Regions from separate parts of the Mus musculus genome. Here region 1 is linked to region 2. The links are chromatin loops, found by intact Hi-C in ENCODE. Cell type or tissue: left cerebral cortex. All regions are shown on one strand.

Evidence for each region. A loop is a pair of places that touch in the nucleus more often than their neighbours do. Peaks named below come from ENCODE experiments on the same cell type or tissue, not always from the same donor. Only the 100,000 strongest peaks of a DNase experiment are listed, where the experiment ranks them.
Region 1: it touches region 2 in a loop (7-fold over the local background); 2 of 42 quality-filtered maps call a loop at or near these places.

What each region holds. Positions count from the first base shown.
Region 1 is chr1:35,519,064-35,527,063 of GRCm38, reverse strand. No RefSeq gene overlaps it. Among named protein-coding and RNA genes, the nearest start is that of Gm25634, 240 kb to the left of the region's middle. In left cerebral cortex, no CTCF peak of the experiment used is centred here; DNase peaks (open chromatin) are centred at 3,148, 3,553, 5,808, 7,071 and 2 more places; H3K27ac peaks cover 812 bases.
Region 2 is chr1:35,755,170-35,763,169 of GRCm38, reverse strand. It overlaps Gm25634 (a small nuclear RNA gene), which reads right to left and starts at 1,568; the gene lies at 1,464-1,568. In left cerebral cortex, a CTCF peak has its summit at 4,337; DNase peaks (open chromatin) are centred at 2,913, 3,389 and 4,010; H3K27ac peaks cover 1,360 bases.

The sequences.
Region 1 (8,000 bases), 240 kb after region 2:
TCATTGTGTAGAAACTACAAGATACATCTGAAACTAATTTACACAAGGATTTCATGATAACTGTTGAGAATCTGTAAGTAGAGTTTATTTTTGTATGTGTATCGGTATGCACATGTGTGTGCATGTTCCTATGGGGAGAACATGCTTGTGTGTGTGTGTTCATGTGGTCAGAGATCAGTCATGAGTATCATTCCTCAAATACTGTCCACTTGCTTTGTCAGACAGGGTTTCTCACTGGCCTGGGATTGGCCAGAGAAACCTCAAGGGTCTGCTTCTCTCCACATCTCCAGTGCTGGGATTAGAAACATGTGCTAGCACTGCCAGGTTTTTGTGTGTGCTTGGGTTCTGGAGTGTTGAACTCAGGTCTTTATGCTTGTACCTTACTGAGAACGTTATCTCTCTAACATAAAGGACGCTTTCAGTTTCATTTAATTTAGTGTTTACCCACTGGACAAAGCAATTGCTTTATACAACAGGTTTAATTTTTTTGATGTAGGATCAGAACTTGTGGGTGTGTTCTTGCCTATGAAGAATTCCCTTAGCACAAGGTCTCTAATACACGTGTTAGTTTTTAGGCGATCGCTATGTTGCACAGGGATAGATCGAGTGTAACGCACGTCTCATTCTACTCTCACTTGACCAGAACAGACATCTCTCATCAAGCACAGCACCATCGTTCCTGAGTTAGAATATGGATCTGGAAACTTTCACTTCAACCTAGTGATAGCAATGAAATTCATCTGTACCTCTTAGTCTGATGGAGAGACAGAAATTGAAGCCATGGTATGACTTAAAGAAGTCCTACTGGAGTTTTTAGGCTTGCCTGGGCAGTAAGTGTGCAAGAGTCTGCATCTGAGGGGCTTTGTCCCTCACTGGCCTTGACCTTGCAAAGGACCAAAGTCACCGGATCTCATGCTGACTTCGGTCACAAACCAGGGACCAGGCTCGGAGGCTGGAGACTGTGGCCTCCATCACAAAGTAGGAAAGACTTCATCTTGAGAGCAAGACTTGTCTACGCCAAAAGCTAAGCCTATCCAATTGTAGAGGCCTGTCCAGCTAAAGAGCTGAGGACCCTACATGACAAAAATGTATTCATTATTCTGGTCTTATTATTCTAGGTAGGATCATGGCCACTAACATAGGCACAGAACAAGGACCGGGTCTGGACATTCTCAGGTTGAACATTCTTTCTTTTAAACTTAGTGCTTAAAAGGGTAAGAGAGAGGTGGTTCTAAAAATACTGCTGATATACCTAGGGAGATGACTTAGTGGGTAAGACTGCTGTGCAAGTGTGAAGATTTGCATTCAAATCCCCAGCATCCACATACAAGTTAGGCATGACTACTTGTTTTCTGTGACCCGTGTGTTGGGGCATGGAGATCCAGCACTCAGTGTAAGTAAAAAAAAAAAAAAAAAAAACACAGCAAACTTCAGGTTCAGTGAGAGAATCCATTTTGAGGGAATAGGAAGAGAAAAATAGAGGACACCCCTTTGCACGCACATGCAAGGGCTAATATCTCCTTCTCATAACCTATCACCCCATCACCCAAATACTAGCAGGGAAATGCAGACATGGGGCCAGGGGAGCTGCTTCATGTTGGGTGAGTCTACTTCAGCTTATGGGAGGGAGGGGAGGGAGGGAGGGAGGGAGGGAAGGGAGGGGAGGGGAGGGGAGGGGAAGGGAGAGAGGGAGGGAGGGAGGGGAGAGAGGGAGGGAGGGAGGGGAGAGAGGGAGGAGAATTCCCCTAAAGACATTTGGATTTGACTAAAGCAAAGGTGGAAAGTGGACTGTTGTCTTCGTGGTCTGTGGCACGTAGCTGTCCTGTTTCCTTTGAAACATCCGCACCCATATCACCCCCAGACACACCAGAATAAAAGAGGCCAGCCTGACTCAATTAGCTTTTATTCCTGTCAGGAATGGTTCGCAGGTATAGCTAACAATAAATCCAACGGGTTTCTTATAGCTCCCAGAGCCTTAATAGGCATAACCCAGTTTTGTGCCTGGTTGAATGACTGATTTATGAAATTCTGAGAGCATAAACTAGGCCAGATTCCTGGCTCTCCTCCATGCCACCTCCCTGGAATTGATGTGCAGCCTGGGATGTGTTTTTAGAGTTGCTACCTCGGGTCCATTTGCATTTATATGAGAGGAACTCGTGATGAGAGGGACAGAGAGGAAGAGGGCCAGCGGATACAGTTACTTCTGTAAGAAAACCTCTTGTGGGAGCTGAGGAGAGAGACCAGTGGGTAAAGCACTTATCATGTAAGCATGAAATGGCCTTGGACAGAGCTGGTCAGTGTGGGGTTGTTGGACACCCACAGGATGACCTACCTGGCACCCTGGGGTATTTTTTCCTATTTTGAATACTGTCTGACTTCTCAGAAGCAGTGGACCTTGGCTCAAGCCCTGGAACCTTCGGTAGTCTCAGGCGGTGCTGTATTCACACTGCGAGTATCGTGGACCATTATCCCTGCTGTATCCTGATGGAGACTTCAGACCTCTTTAAGAGCCACCTAGTGAGATCCCCAAGTAGCACCATGAATTCTATACTTTTCCTCCCACATCCAACATGTCCTTCCAATAGCAAGCCAGTGGCTTCTCTCTGTCTCTCTTGCTCTATGTCTTTCTCTGTCTCTGTCTCTGTCTCTGTCTCTGTCTCTCTCTCTCTCTGTGTGTGTGTGTGTTCATGAACACCATGTATGTATAGCTACCCATGAAGACCAGAAGAAGGTGTCAGATTCCCTGAAGGTGGAGTTACAAAAAGTTTGTGAACTGCCTGATCCAGCACTAGAAACCAAACTCCAGTCTTCTGGAAGAGCAGTGAGCACTCTGAACTGCTGAGCTTTCTCTCCAATCCAACTCTCTCCAGCAGTTATTTAATGCTTTTATAACCTTAGGGAGTGGCCTTGTAAGTTATTTGGGTTGTAACTTTCTGGTACTTGTAAGGTTGTTTGCTTCCCTGGCCCTGTGCACCTCCCTCTTCCTTCCAGGAATGAAGGCTTTAATTCTGATGAAAGTCCTCCACAACTGTATAGTGTCAGCACCAAACACAAAATGCCTGCAGTGACTCACAGAGACTGCAAATGAGCAGAGCCATGGCATTACATAGCATGTGACTGTGTCCATGAGACATTTCCAAAAGGAAAGCGTCCCAGTAGCCATGCAGGGATTAGCTCCGTGGAGGAAGGTGTGATACAGTAGTTTAGCCTGGCAGATGGCTCAGTCATCAGGGTCTGCCTTGCAAGCATGAGCTCCCAGGATTGATCTGTAAAACTAGTTTTTTCAAGAGACTTGTAACCCCAGTGTGGTCACAGGGGAGTCAGGTGGATTCCTGGGGACGACTGCCCAGGCAGCCGAGCCTCCTTGGTGAGTTCCAGGCTACCAAGAGGCCTGTCTCGAAGAATGAAGCAGTTAGCAAGAAACCTTCACCCAAGGTTATCCTCTAACCTCCACCTCTATCTAACACATGTGCAAACACATGCATGCATGCAGACATGCATACATATCCATACCCTCTCACATACTAATAGCTAGGTGACATAGCAGAATTAAGGCAAAAGATTCCTAATGAAGTTCAGGCTAATTATAAAGGACCAGGGGGAGTATCATGGTCCCCAGTGTCGCTGCTGATTAAGGGGACAGTCCAGCCAGGTTCTGATTGTGTTATGTAAGTTTGATTATATAAGTGTAGTGCACTTTATAAGACTGATTATATAAGTTATAAGGAATAGAACTGAACTCCAGAGATGGGTTTGCGGTTCAGCTCTGTCCCTGATAACTTAGAATCCTCCACGATCCTTGATCTCTTTGGTTTATGAAACTCCCCAAGTCGAAGCAATGGGCTAAGAGCACTTCTCACACAGGTCGCTCTGCAGATTCATGAGGTGAATAATTAATCTAACGTGTGAAGCCACAGCAACCTGGATCCACAGAGAGCACTGTGTTAGTGACAGGCAGCCTCCTGTCTCCATGCCAGAATTCAATCATGCAGTGGTATTTAATATTACCCTGGCTTACTTTAATTACACCTGCCACCAAGGGCCATTGCTGATTAAAAGAGTATCTCTAATTTATCTGAATCCCCCCTTGGCTGTAGTCATTTTGTCTTAGTTTTGTTCTTGTGATAAAATACCCAGACAATGGCAACCTAGTGGAGGGACTGCTTATTTTAGGTCACAATTCCAGGTCACACTTCCTCACTGCAGGGAGTCGTCACAGGACCTGGAAGCAGCTGGTGACATTTCACCCACAGGCAAGAGCAGAAAGCATAGGTTGAGGCCCGCATGCCTGTGCTTGGCTCACCCCCTCTCCTCTGTAATCCAGAACTCAACCCACAGTCCTCAAGAATGGACCTTTCAGCCTCAACTTACCCAAATAAGGAAATTCCTAACAAGCATGCCTAGATGATCTCTTACCAAGACTCTCTTCAGAGCTGGGTGTGGTGGCACACAGCTTCGATTCCTCCAGGGGCCTAGAGTTGTGCAAATAATAAAGAAAGGACCACCAAAGTCAGAATAAAACCAAAGCAACTTTATTCACCATGGGAAGGAAGTGTGTCTAGCTGGTTAGGGACACAGTCAGACTCGGGAGCCGATTGTGGCCCTGATGGAAGGAAGCAGGCTCCTTTTAAAGCATAACCACAACAAGCACCATTCAGGGGATATAAAGAAGGAATTTTTAAATTGAGGGTTAGTCCTTGAGCTTGTCACAGGTTATGGGGGTCTGTGATAGCAAGATGTCGCTATAGGATCAGGCAGCAGTTTTATCATAACTCTTATGGGGCTGAAGCAGACCAAGTCGCCTGGCGATTTTTCTCATAAACTGAGGAGAATGTAGAGCAAAGGGCACGCAGTAAAATGAAGGCAGTGGACTTGGAGTTACTTTAGGCCCTTCAGTTCTCAATACCCAGGAGGCAGAGTCAAGCGGACAACTGTGAGTTCAAGGCTAACCTGGTCTACATAACAAGATCCACACCAATCAGGACCATGGGGGACCTGGAGAGAGAGGAGACATGCTCAACCTCTTTCTTTGGACCCAATAACTAATTGTGAGTTTCTAAGTGATCCCTTATTTTCTTCTTTGGTTTGTGTTGGCCTTTTGTCCTGATTCTGCTCTGTGAGAAGCTTTGCATGTGATTCTTTTTTTTTTTTTTTTTGAGACAGGGTTTCTCTGTGTAGCCCTGGCTGTCCTGAAACTCACTCTGTAGACCAGGCTGGCCTTGAACTCAGAGATCTGCCTGCCTCTGCCTCCCAAGTGCTGGGATTAAAGGTGTGTGCCACGACCGCCCGGCTCTTTGCATCTGATTCTTGACCTCATGATTTCTCAGTTCAGCCTAGAGTCCTCAGCATTCTGCGACAACCTGTACTGGTAAGCATGCTTGATGAATGACCTTTGTGTTTGTTGGGAAGGAGACAATGTGTAAGAAGATAAGGCCATTATTTTATGCAGAACACTGCAATCTGACAGAATCTGTAGTTAAGAGTAAATACTTCACCAGCTTTCAGGTGTTAGCACTGTGTGTGTGTGTGTACATACATATATGTACATCTATGAACATCTATGAACACACATGCAGCTACACAAATGTACACCTGCACGCACAAGTTTACATTCACTCTAGCCAGCAACCATGTTCTTTAAAGAAGATAATCAGCATTAGCGTCATAAGGATAGACTCTAAGTGTATTATTGTTCTAGAAATCTGGTTTTATTTTGACAGAGAATGAGTGTAGTTTTTAGGCATGATTCAGCTATTCTGTTAGTGTGGATGTGTGCTCACCCAGCTATTAAAAGCAGGGACTTACTTATAGCAAGTACTTAGCGTTACAGTTTCCAGTAACTAAAATATGGCTACAACTCAGGTGTTCAGGAATGGATGCATAAATAGTCACAGAATGGTGTCAGGTACAATGAGATACTCACTGTCTTGAGAAGGGAAGAAAATATACTGACATGCAACATTGTGAACAAAACTTGAGGACATTTTGTCAGGTGAGATGAAGGAACAACAGAAGCATCAGTAGAAAGCGTCAACCAGACTCTAGAGACAGTGTAGAGCTGGCGGTTCAGAGGCTGAGGGAGGAAGAGCCACTGCTCAATGGGGACAGATTTTCAGTCTTAAAAGACACGTAAAAATGGGTGAAGATGGAGGTACAGAGACAAAGAAGTGCCACCAAGATGCACAGTTAAAGCATTTGTGGTGGCAACTTTTATGCATATTTGGGCACACAAGACTGCTCCGTGAATAACAAAATTTGTCAACTAACAGGAATTCAATTCCTGGATCCAATGGTTGAAAGAGGAAACCAACTACTTAAGCCGCCTCATCTCCTCCCCATGCATTCTGTGTGAGGTGTATGTGGTCTCACCCACACAACACAGCAAAATGAGGACAAATGTAAAAACATAAAATTAAAAGATAGTACACGTACATAGACATACATACATGCGTGTATATTTTAACCATAATTAAAAATTGGAAACCCAGTTGCATTTTGTAAACTAACAGTGAACCATTCAGAAGAGAAATTAGAAATGTGATATCATTTAGTACAGAAAACAGAAAGTATTTAATGAGCTAAATGACAGAATTGTAAAATTTTATACGTTGAAAATCATACTTGTGATGGTTTGTATATCCTTGGACCAGGGAGTGGCACCATCTGGAGGTGTGGCCTTGTTGGAATAGGTGTGACCTGGTTGGAGTAGGTGTGTCACTGTGAGTGTGGGCATAAGATCCTCATCTTAGTTGCCTGGAAGTCAGTCTTCCACTAGCAGCCTTTGGATGAAGACATAGAACTCTTAGCTCCTCCTGCGCCATGCCTGCCTGGATACTGCCATGCTCCCACCTTGGTGGTAATGGACTGAACCCCTGAAACTGTAAGCCAGCCCTAATTAAATGTTGTTTTTCATAAGAGTTGCCTTCGTCACGGTGTCTGTTCACAGCAGTAAAACCCTAACTAAGACAATACTGCTAGAAGAAATGAACAAAAAAAATCTAAGTAACTGGCCAGCTGCCCTATGTGCCTGACTGGAGAGGTTGCAGGGCTGCCCCACGCAGTATGGAAGCACGGCTCTCTCAAAGGAGCCCACAGTACTGACTCAGGCCTTGTTAGCATCTTAGCATTTTTAATGAAATATGTTAGCCGATTCTAAAATTTGCATAAAACTATGATCATGCAAATGTCTAACTCAATCTGAGAAACTCATACTTCCCAATTTAGAAATGTACTGTGAAATTGTTAGCTACTCATCAGTGCCTCATATGAAATGGAACCATGGGTCAGCATAACCACCTCAGCATTCTGGGTAAGATTTCAAAAAAATCGATGTGAAGTGCTGGCTGAGCAAGCATGAGGACCTGAGTTCAAGTCCCAGCACTGCTCTAAAAAAAAAAAAAATTCTCAGGTATGATTGTGCTATACTGGAGAGGTAGAGGCATGCAGATTTCTGAAGTTTACTGACTGGCCAGTCTATTCTAACCTGTGAGCTACAGGCCAGCGAGAGACTCTGCCTTCAGAAATGAGGTGGGCTTCTCCAAAAGAATAACCTCTCACATTGATATGTGACTTCCATACACATGCACCCACACACACACACACACACACAGAGAGAGAGAGAGAGAGAGAGAGAGAGAGAGAGAGAGAGGTGGGGGAAGGGAGAGAGAGAAGACAGAAAGATGGACAGACAGGCAGTCAATGATTCTCAGCATCACTGGCCATCCTGGATGAGGAGTCAGTTCCTCAGCAACATGCTACAGTACACACAGTAGGACACCCCAAGGAAAAGTGGAAAGTCAAGTCTGTGAGGACATAGAGCAAGAGGACCTTCACACACAGCCACATTGCATAAAATGGCTTGACAGCTCCATCTAGGATAGGCTAGTGCTAGCAGGCAACCTTCCTGGAGGCGGCCCACCATTTCTACCTGATCTGTGATGGGTGAGCTCGATGGCATGGTTCCAAGGAGACTTCATCGAATGATTGCTTCTTGCAACTGA
Region 2 (8,000 bases):
GCCACTGTGCTGGGCGAGGTGCAGGGCCTCTCTCCCATGTGTTGCCACCAATGAGAGGCGGGGCCAGCCCTTCAGAGTTTCGCAGCCACTGAGGGGTGGGGCCAGTTCTGCATAGCCCTTAGACATCTACAAGGTCCCTGGTAGCTGCCAAGACCTGGGACATCACAGTGGTCTTTAGTGGTAATATGAACCATGGACATGGACACTGACCCCTGCCCCTGCACGGTCATAGACCCAGACATGGTCCTCAGTGGCAGCATGGGCTGGGACTTCACCATGACTTCGGGTGGCAGGGCTGGCCACTCACAAGAGGCTATTCCTCTCTACCCTTACATGTCCAGTTCCACATCTCTTCAAAATGCTCAAACTGTTCTTGCTTTCCTCATCTCTTTGTCTCCCATCAGTCCACCACATACTTGCACGTTGTGATGGCTTCTGCTGCAGGTGGGCCACCAGGCTGGTGGACCTCTGGTGACCTCCTCTGTCTATGCCAAGTGTTATGGTGGCAAGCAGGCCTCTGAGTGACCACAGTCTGACTGTCTTGCTTCTTGCATTTACAAAAGCAACCTTCTCCTGATCCTGTGGGTCTCCGTCTTAGTTCCAGCCTGGGGCTCTGTCCCTTCTCACAACCCCACCTTTCTTGCTCTGGCCCTGCAGCCATGACTAGTGCCTCAGCCTGACACCATAGTGCTGGAATGTGTGCACGGTGGATGCCTCATTCACATATGGAGTAGAGACTCTGCTAGGCAGCCAGGTGGGTGCTGGGGATGGAGTGAAGGAGACCCAGTCCCTTTGGAGCAAACAGAGGAAAGAAGAGACTGCTAAAAGGCTATGCAGACAAGTAATTATTTTGAATCTCCTTTTATCCCTCCACGTGAATCCCTTCCTAGCCACCTGGACATTCCCTCTGTGGGGCCCCTCGCAGGCCTGCCTTCTCCTAATGGAATGCAATGCTCTAGCTTTATTCCACGGCCACCAGCAAGGTAGCCTAGGTCTGGGTGCCCTGCCCAGAGAATAGAGTGAATGAAAATGAGGACACTGACTGAGTTGGCAAGCAGAGATGAATGGCTGGAGTTGGTAGAGGGAAAAAGTGGCTGAAGAGACAGACTCTAGAATTTGGAGACAAATGTAGTGGATGGCGGAGGCCAGCAGAAACAAACGGTCCATACACACCGTGCGAGAGCCAAGCCAGCAGCTTGATTCGGAGAGGCAAAGTCCTTTGCCAGGGAGCTCGTGTATGCCTCTCCTGGGCTTCAACATCACATGAATGAAATGGGGACATGACCACAGTTATTATTTTTTTGTGGTTGTTTTTTATCTCAATATATATGGATTCTAAATAAATGAATATAGAGATAAACATAAAACTGCATATATGAACATGCTCACATTTATTCTGCAGTTTGTTTGTTTGTTTGTTTGTTTGTTTTTTACTTCTTCACTTTACATCTCACTCACTGCCCCAAAATATGGAATGCTTCAGGAATTTGCAATGGCATCCTTGGGCAGGGGCCATACTAACCTCTGTGTAGTTCCAGTTTTAGTGTATGTGCTGCTGAAGCAAGCACATGGCCACTCTTAAGTACAGCTGAGGAGGTTTTTATTGTACATATGAGGGAGAGTTCAGCCCGAGGCATCTGGAAGAGTCCAGACTGACCATGGCCAGCAGACTGAGCTAGGTCAGGAAAGGAGGGAGGGGGAAACGATAGAAGGAGAGAAAAGAGAGGGGACAATAGAGGGAGAAGAAACAAAAAAAGCACATGGCTGTAATGGCAGGTTTTTATAGGAATCAGAAGCTGGGGGAATGGAAGCTGAGCCCCTGGGTTAGGAGAGGTTTAGGGTAGGGAATAACAGAGTGAGAAGAGCGGAGAGGAGGTCTAGGTACCAAGTGATCCTGGTGGCCTGTGTATGCTCTGGGATGCTCTTAGGCAGCTCAGTTAGACATTTGTCCCAGGTTTCTTTGGGATCTGACATAGAGGACCCAAGAGATGGCCTAACTTCTAGATACATTCCCAGCTGTTGCCTGCTGATCACAGTTCAATCGATTGGCCTCCTAAACCACCTCAGTGAACTAAGCATGAAGAAGGATGCAGAAGTTAGAAAGCCGGGATTGGCTAAGAACTCAATGGTGGAGTGTTTGCCAGCATGCCTGAGGCTTTAGGTTCAATTCTCAGTGCCACAACAAAAAGTTAGAAATTGTAAAGTTGAGTTCTACTCCCAAGTCTACTCTCTATTAACTGAGGGACTTTGAAGAAACTGCTTACCCTTGTCAGAAGATGGAGACAGTGGCAGCCTCTGTACTGTTACAGAGCATTTGCCTCTGAATCGAAACACGTTTTCCCCCCAAGGGAGGGGACAGCCCCCCAAGCCTCAGGTAGTCAACAGAATGTCACATGACTGGGAAAGCAATATGGCTGCTGGCATGGCAGCCTGTGTCCATACCTCTAGCTTTGGATAGAGACTGGTATATCCCTGAAGCTCATTTGCCAGCCAACCTAGCTCAATTGATGAACTTCAGTTCAGCAAGAGAGCATGTCTCAAGTATAAAGGTAGAGTATAGAAAAGGGGGGAAAGATGAAGGATGCTGGCATCAGGTCTGTACATGCATGTGCACACATGATTCATTCACCACACAAGCACACACATACACAAAACATCAGCCGGTGTGAGACCCATGCTCCAATGCCAGGGAAGGAGGAGGACTGTGGGAAGCTGGCAGGTTGAAGAGAATTTGAGGGCCTCAGACAGAGTAGATATACTAATTCTTTTTTTAAAAAAAGATTTATGTATTTATTTACACTACAGATCTCTTCAGACACACCAGAAGAGGGCGTTCCCCAACAGAAGCAGATCCCATTACAGATGGTTGGGAGCCACCCTGTGCTTGCTGGGAGTTGAACTCAGGACCTCTGGAAAAGCAGTCAGTGCTCTTAACCGCCAAGCCATCTCTCTAGCTCAGAGAGGATATACTTTTATCACTACACCTATGCAGGAAGAAACTGACCGGCAACTAGTCACACGGCTGTATACATGAACTTCATACATGCAGACAAACACACAACTAGACCTAAACACAGAGGTAGACACACAAGCCTATTGATGGACAGACACAGGCATATGAGGCTCCATGCCTGAGTACATTGTACTTGAGAATAGAAGGCAGTGAGGACTCATTTATATTTAGATATCAAAGTACTGACATGGATATCCAGTCTGAGTCATTTATAAATGACAGACACTGGACATCCAGGGGACTATGAGTCAGCCCCAAACGGCTGACACAGGATGTTCAAGGACTCCCAAAGTGAACAGTGATGTAATCTGTTGTGTAACTATTTTTGGCATAGTATCACTTTTGTGGGAGTCTATACAATATGGTCTTGAGGTTGGCGGCTCGAGTCTTTGCCTTTATCGGCCTGCCCATGTGTTTGTGGGTGTGTGTGTGTGTGCCAGTCTGAGTGTGTGCCTGTGCATGGTTGTAGGCAGCCTGTGTGTGCCTGGGTTCCTGACAGTGCCTGCTTGTGTAGTGGTGCACAAAATGTGTCTTATCTGCTTGGAGTTGAACACACTGTCTCTTCAACCTCCCAGCTTTCCATGACCCTCCTTCTTTTCTGGCATTCAAGTAGGACCCCACAGTGTGCAGGGAGAGCTCTGTAGTGTAGAAAGAGCCTCTGGCTTCTGATCCAAGCCTTTGTTAGTGAGATACAGTCTGTAGGCTTCTTCCTTGTGAATGTCCGGGAGTCAGGTGGGGGTGGACCAGGTTAGCAGGTCATTCTGATTCCCTGGGTCCCCCCAGTTTCCTGATATGACCCAGCTATGGGGATTATTAATAATAAGGAGCTGTCCTCCCGAGAGCAGATGACAGTGAGCAAGGAGATGTTTTCACGAAGCGTTCTGAACACAGTATTTATGGACTCCAGTTATTGGGACATTTATAGATTGGATGCGAAATGTAAAACATATGGTGCGCTCTTCCAGGAACACATTCAATCCAGCTGCCGCCCACAGCCGCACTGCCGCCCACAGCTGCGTTGCTCTTTCCTCCGAACACTCTTCAGAACATTTGTGGGGGTGGGACCCCTCCCGTTCGCAGGAACAAGGTGAACAAGTGTCTCTTCAGGTAAAAGGCTGGTTCCTTTTGGTTAACATTACCCTGTCTCTCAAGGTTAACATTAGCAGGGCCCATCAAGGAGTGTTCTGCAGGGAAAATGTGGCTGGATTTTTTACCTTTTCTTGTTCCTTCTTGACATATGAAAATGATTGCATGTGGCTGGCAACTTCGAGGCCAGACTTAAGCACCATTTGGAGTAGCGTCCCTTGTGGTCAGGATCTGGCTGTGTGTTTTCAGGTTCTTGGCCTCTTATCCAATGAATTGAAAATCACCACTCATACAGGTTTGCAAATGAAGCAAGAATGCTTTATGGGAGCAAATCAATAGTGCGGATTGTAGAGGAAGACACTGCCCAGATCGATAGTGGGTCATGTTCGTGAGGCTATGTAAGGGTCCCGGGCTGCAGCCTGGGGTCTCTTTTTATGGAGTTCATGGGAAGGAAGAGCTGGTTACTATGGAAATTTGTTTGAATGCTTCTCTACTTTGATTGATAGATTAGATCATACGCTCACTTTTCCTACCAAGCATGGCCCCTTCCCATAGCACAGTGGTTCTCAACCTTCCTAATGCTGTGGCCCTTTAATGTGGTTCCTCAGGTTGTGGAGACCCCCAGCCATAAAATTATTATTATTGTTATTATTTGCTGCTTCCTAACTAATTGTGCTACTGTTGTGGATTGTTATGTGACATTTCCAGTGGTTTTGGGTGACCCCTGTGAAAGGATCATTCGACCCCCAAAGAAGTTGCATCCAAAGGTGTCAGCGTTTGGAGGCTGATTATGGGATGGATCCCCGGGTATGGCAGTCTCTAGATGGTCCATGCTTTCTTTTCAGCTCCAAACTTTGTCTCTGTAACTCTTTCCATGGGTGTTTTGTTCCCAATTCTAAGAAGGGGTAAAGTGTCCACACTTTGGTCTTCATTCTTCTTGAAAGAAGTGGGAGTGGGTGGGTAGGGGAGTGGGGTGGGAGGGTCTGGAGGACTTTTGGGATAGCATTTGAAATGTAAATGAAGAAAATACCTAATAAAAAAAAGAAGAAGTTGCATCCACAGGTTGAGAACAGTTGCCCTACCGCATCTGATTTTAATCATACGGATGCCTACTTGTAAAGCTGGTCAATGGGGGGTTCTCCCTACAAGATAATGAGAGGACTTATCCTATTATACACGCACCCAACACCAGTTCAGGCAGGACTGGTGTCTCTCTTCTTCATAACATGATACACTGAGAATACAGGAGTAGAAGCTGTCTGAATTTGGTTGTTACCAGGGACAGGGAAGCTTATACCTTTGTTCAAAAATAGAAGTATGTGAAGTCCATTGCAGGAACAGTAAGGCAGGGTGGGTGGGGAGAGGTGGGGATGGGTGGGGATGGGTGGGGTAAGTTCTGAGTTTCTAGTGCATTATCTAGAGAGGGGTTATAATATATATTATGTGTTGATGAAGGAACTGGGTACCAAGTGTATAGTTATTACAAGAATTGGGTGTGTGTGTGCATAATGCCAGACCAAATGTGGGGGTTCTAGGGGGTCCTAACCTGTCTTGCTTATTCTCGCCTAGCGTGACCTTTACCTTGCTTGCTTGTGTGGGTCAGAGCTGACCAAGCCCAAGCCTGGAGTCTGCTCTGCACACCTCCCTTGGGCTACCAAGATCTCTAGGAAATGTATTTATGTCTGTTTCTTTTCCTGTTGCTATGACAAAGTACACTGTCAAAAGCCACTGGAGGGAGAAGAAAAACTATTTTAGCTCACAGTTCAAAGGTGTCATGGTGAGCGAGTTTTTTTTTTCCAATTTTTTATTAGGTATTTTCTTCATTTACATTTCAAATGTTATCCCGAAAGTCCCCCATACCCCCCCCCCCGTTCCCCCTACCCACCCACTCCCATTTTTTGGCCCTGGTGTTCCCTTGTACTGGGGCATATAAAGTTTGCAAGACCAAGGGGCCTCTCTTCCCAATGATGGCCGACTAGGCCATCTTCTGCTACATATGCAGCTAGAGACACAAACTCTGTGGGTACTGGTTAGTTCATATTGTTGTTCCACATATAGGGTTGCAGACCCCTTTAGCTCCTTGGGTACTTTCTCTAGCTCCTCCATTGGGGATGCTGTGTTCCATCCAATAGCTGACTGTGAGCATCCACTTCTGTGTTTGCCAGGCACCGGCATAGCCTCACAAGAGACAGCTATATCAGGGTCCTTTCAGCAAAATCTTGCTGGCATATGCAATAGTGTCTGAGTTTGGGTGCTGATTATGGGATGGACACCCAGGTCAGACTGTCTCTGGATGGTCCATCCTTTCATTTCAGCTCCAAACTTTGTCTCTGTAACTCCTTCCATGGGTGTTTTGTTCCCAATTCTAAGAAGGGGCAAAGTGTCCTCACTTTGGTCTTTGTTCTTCTTGAGTTTCATGTGTCTTGCAAATTGTATCTTGGGTATTCTAAGTTTCTGGGCTAATATCCACTTATCAGTGAGTGCATATCTAGTGACGTCTTTTGTGATTGGGTTACCTCACTCAGGATGATATCCTCCAGATCCATCCATTTGTCTAGAAATTTCATAAATTCATTGTTTTTAACAGCTGAATAGTACTCCATTGTGTAAATGTACCACATTTTCTGTATCCATTCCTCTGTTGAGGGGCATCTGGGTTCTTTCCAGCTCTGGTTATTATAAATAAGGCTGCTATGAACATAGTGGAGCATGTGTCCTTATTACCAGTTGGAACATCTTCTGGATATATGCCCAGGAGAGGTATTGCAGGATCCTCCAGTAGTACTATGTCCAATTTGCTGAGGAACTGCCAGACTGATTTCCAGAGTGGTTGTACAAACTTGCAATCCCACCAACAATGGAGGAGTGTTCCTCCTTCTCCACATCCTCGCCAGCATCTGCTGTCACCTGAATTTTTGATGGTGGGCAAGTTTTCCAGCAGTAGTTTGAAGCAGCTGGCTACAATCAGAAAACAGAGCTGTGACTGTGGGTGGGCTTTTCCACATGTGCCGAAGTTCCCTGAAATAATGACTCTGAGACTTCCTATGTATGAATAAATGCTTAGGCCAATAGCTTCGGCTCATTTTTGCAAGCACATAACTCAATGAATTCATTTAAACTAGTCTAAGACAGGCCATGTGGCTAATTACCTCTCTTTGGTTTGAAAGTCTTCCTCAGAGTTCAGTGTGAATCTTTCCTGTGCCTGACTCAATCCCAGAAGTCCAATGTCCCAGCTTCTAATCTTGTGTACAAGAGATTCTCTCTACACAGAGCAATCAATGCCACTGCCCTCAGGTTGTGTCCTCCATTGTCAGTCCAAGTGTCTACCTTATCAACATAGGCTAAACAACCATCCCTGGCATGCCTTGCAAGCTTGTCTCGTAAGTGACTTTAACACTTAAAGTTGGGTTACCAATTAACACTACTCACGAGAGTGTTCCTGGTCTAGAATATCCCCCACTTAGGAGCTTGCATTCAGAACCAACAACAACCTGTATTCCTTACACATTGTCCTGCAACAAAGTCACCATGTATGTACATTATAAAACTCACCACAAGTCAATGAACTGCAGTAGGTGTGGAGTCCCTGCCAATCAAAAAATGTACAGAAGGGCAGATCATCTGCTGCTGTGTAGAAAGCCATGGAAGGGTCCCTGTTGCCTAAGACTTTTCCATATTAGACCCATAATAATTATATGCTTTCTTATTTAAATAGGAATATCAAAAGCCTTCAAGGTTTTATAAAAATGGAAATAAAACATAAAAAAGCCATTTGGAATGTTGGTTGTATTAGGAATCAGCATTTCAGCTTCTAGTTATCTTTCCATATCCCTGGGGATGTCTATGGTGTGTGCCCTGGTGTATCCCATTGCATCTTGTCCTCGGGGAGTTATTGTCCAGG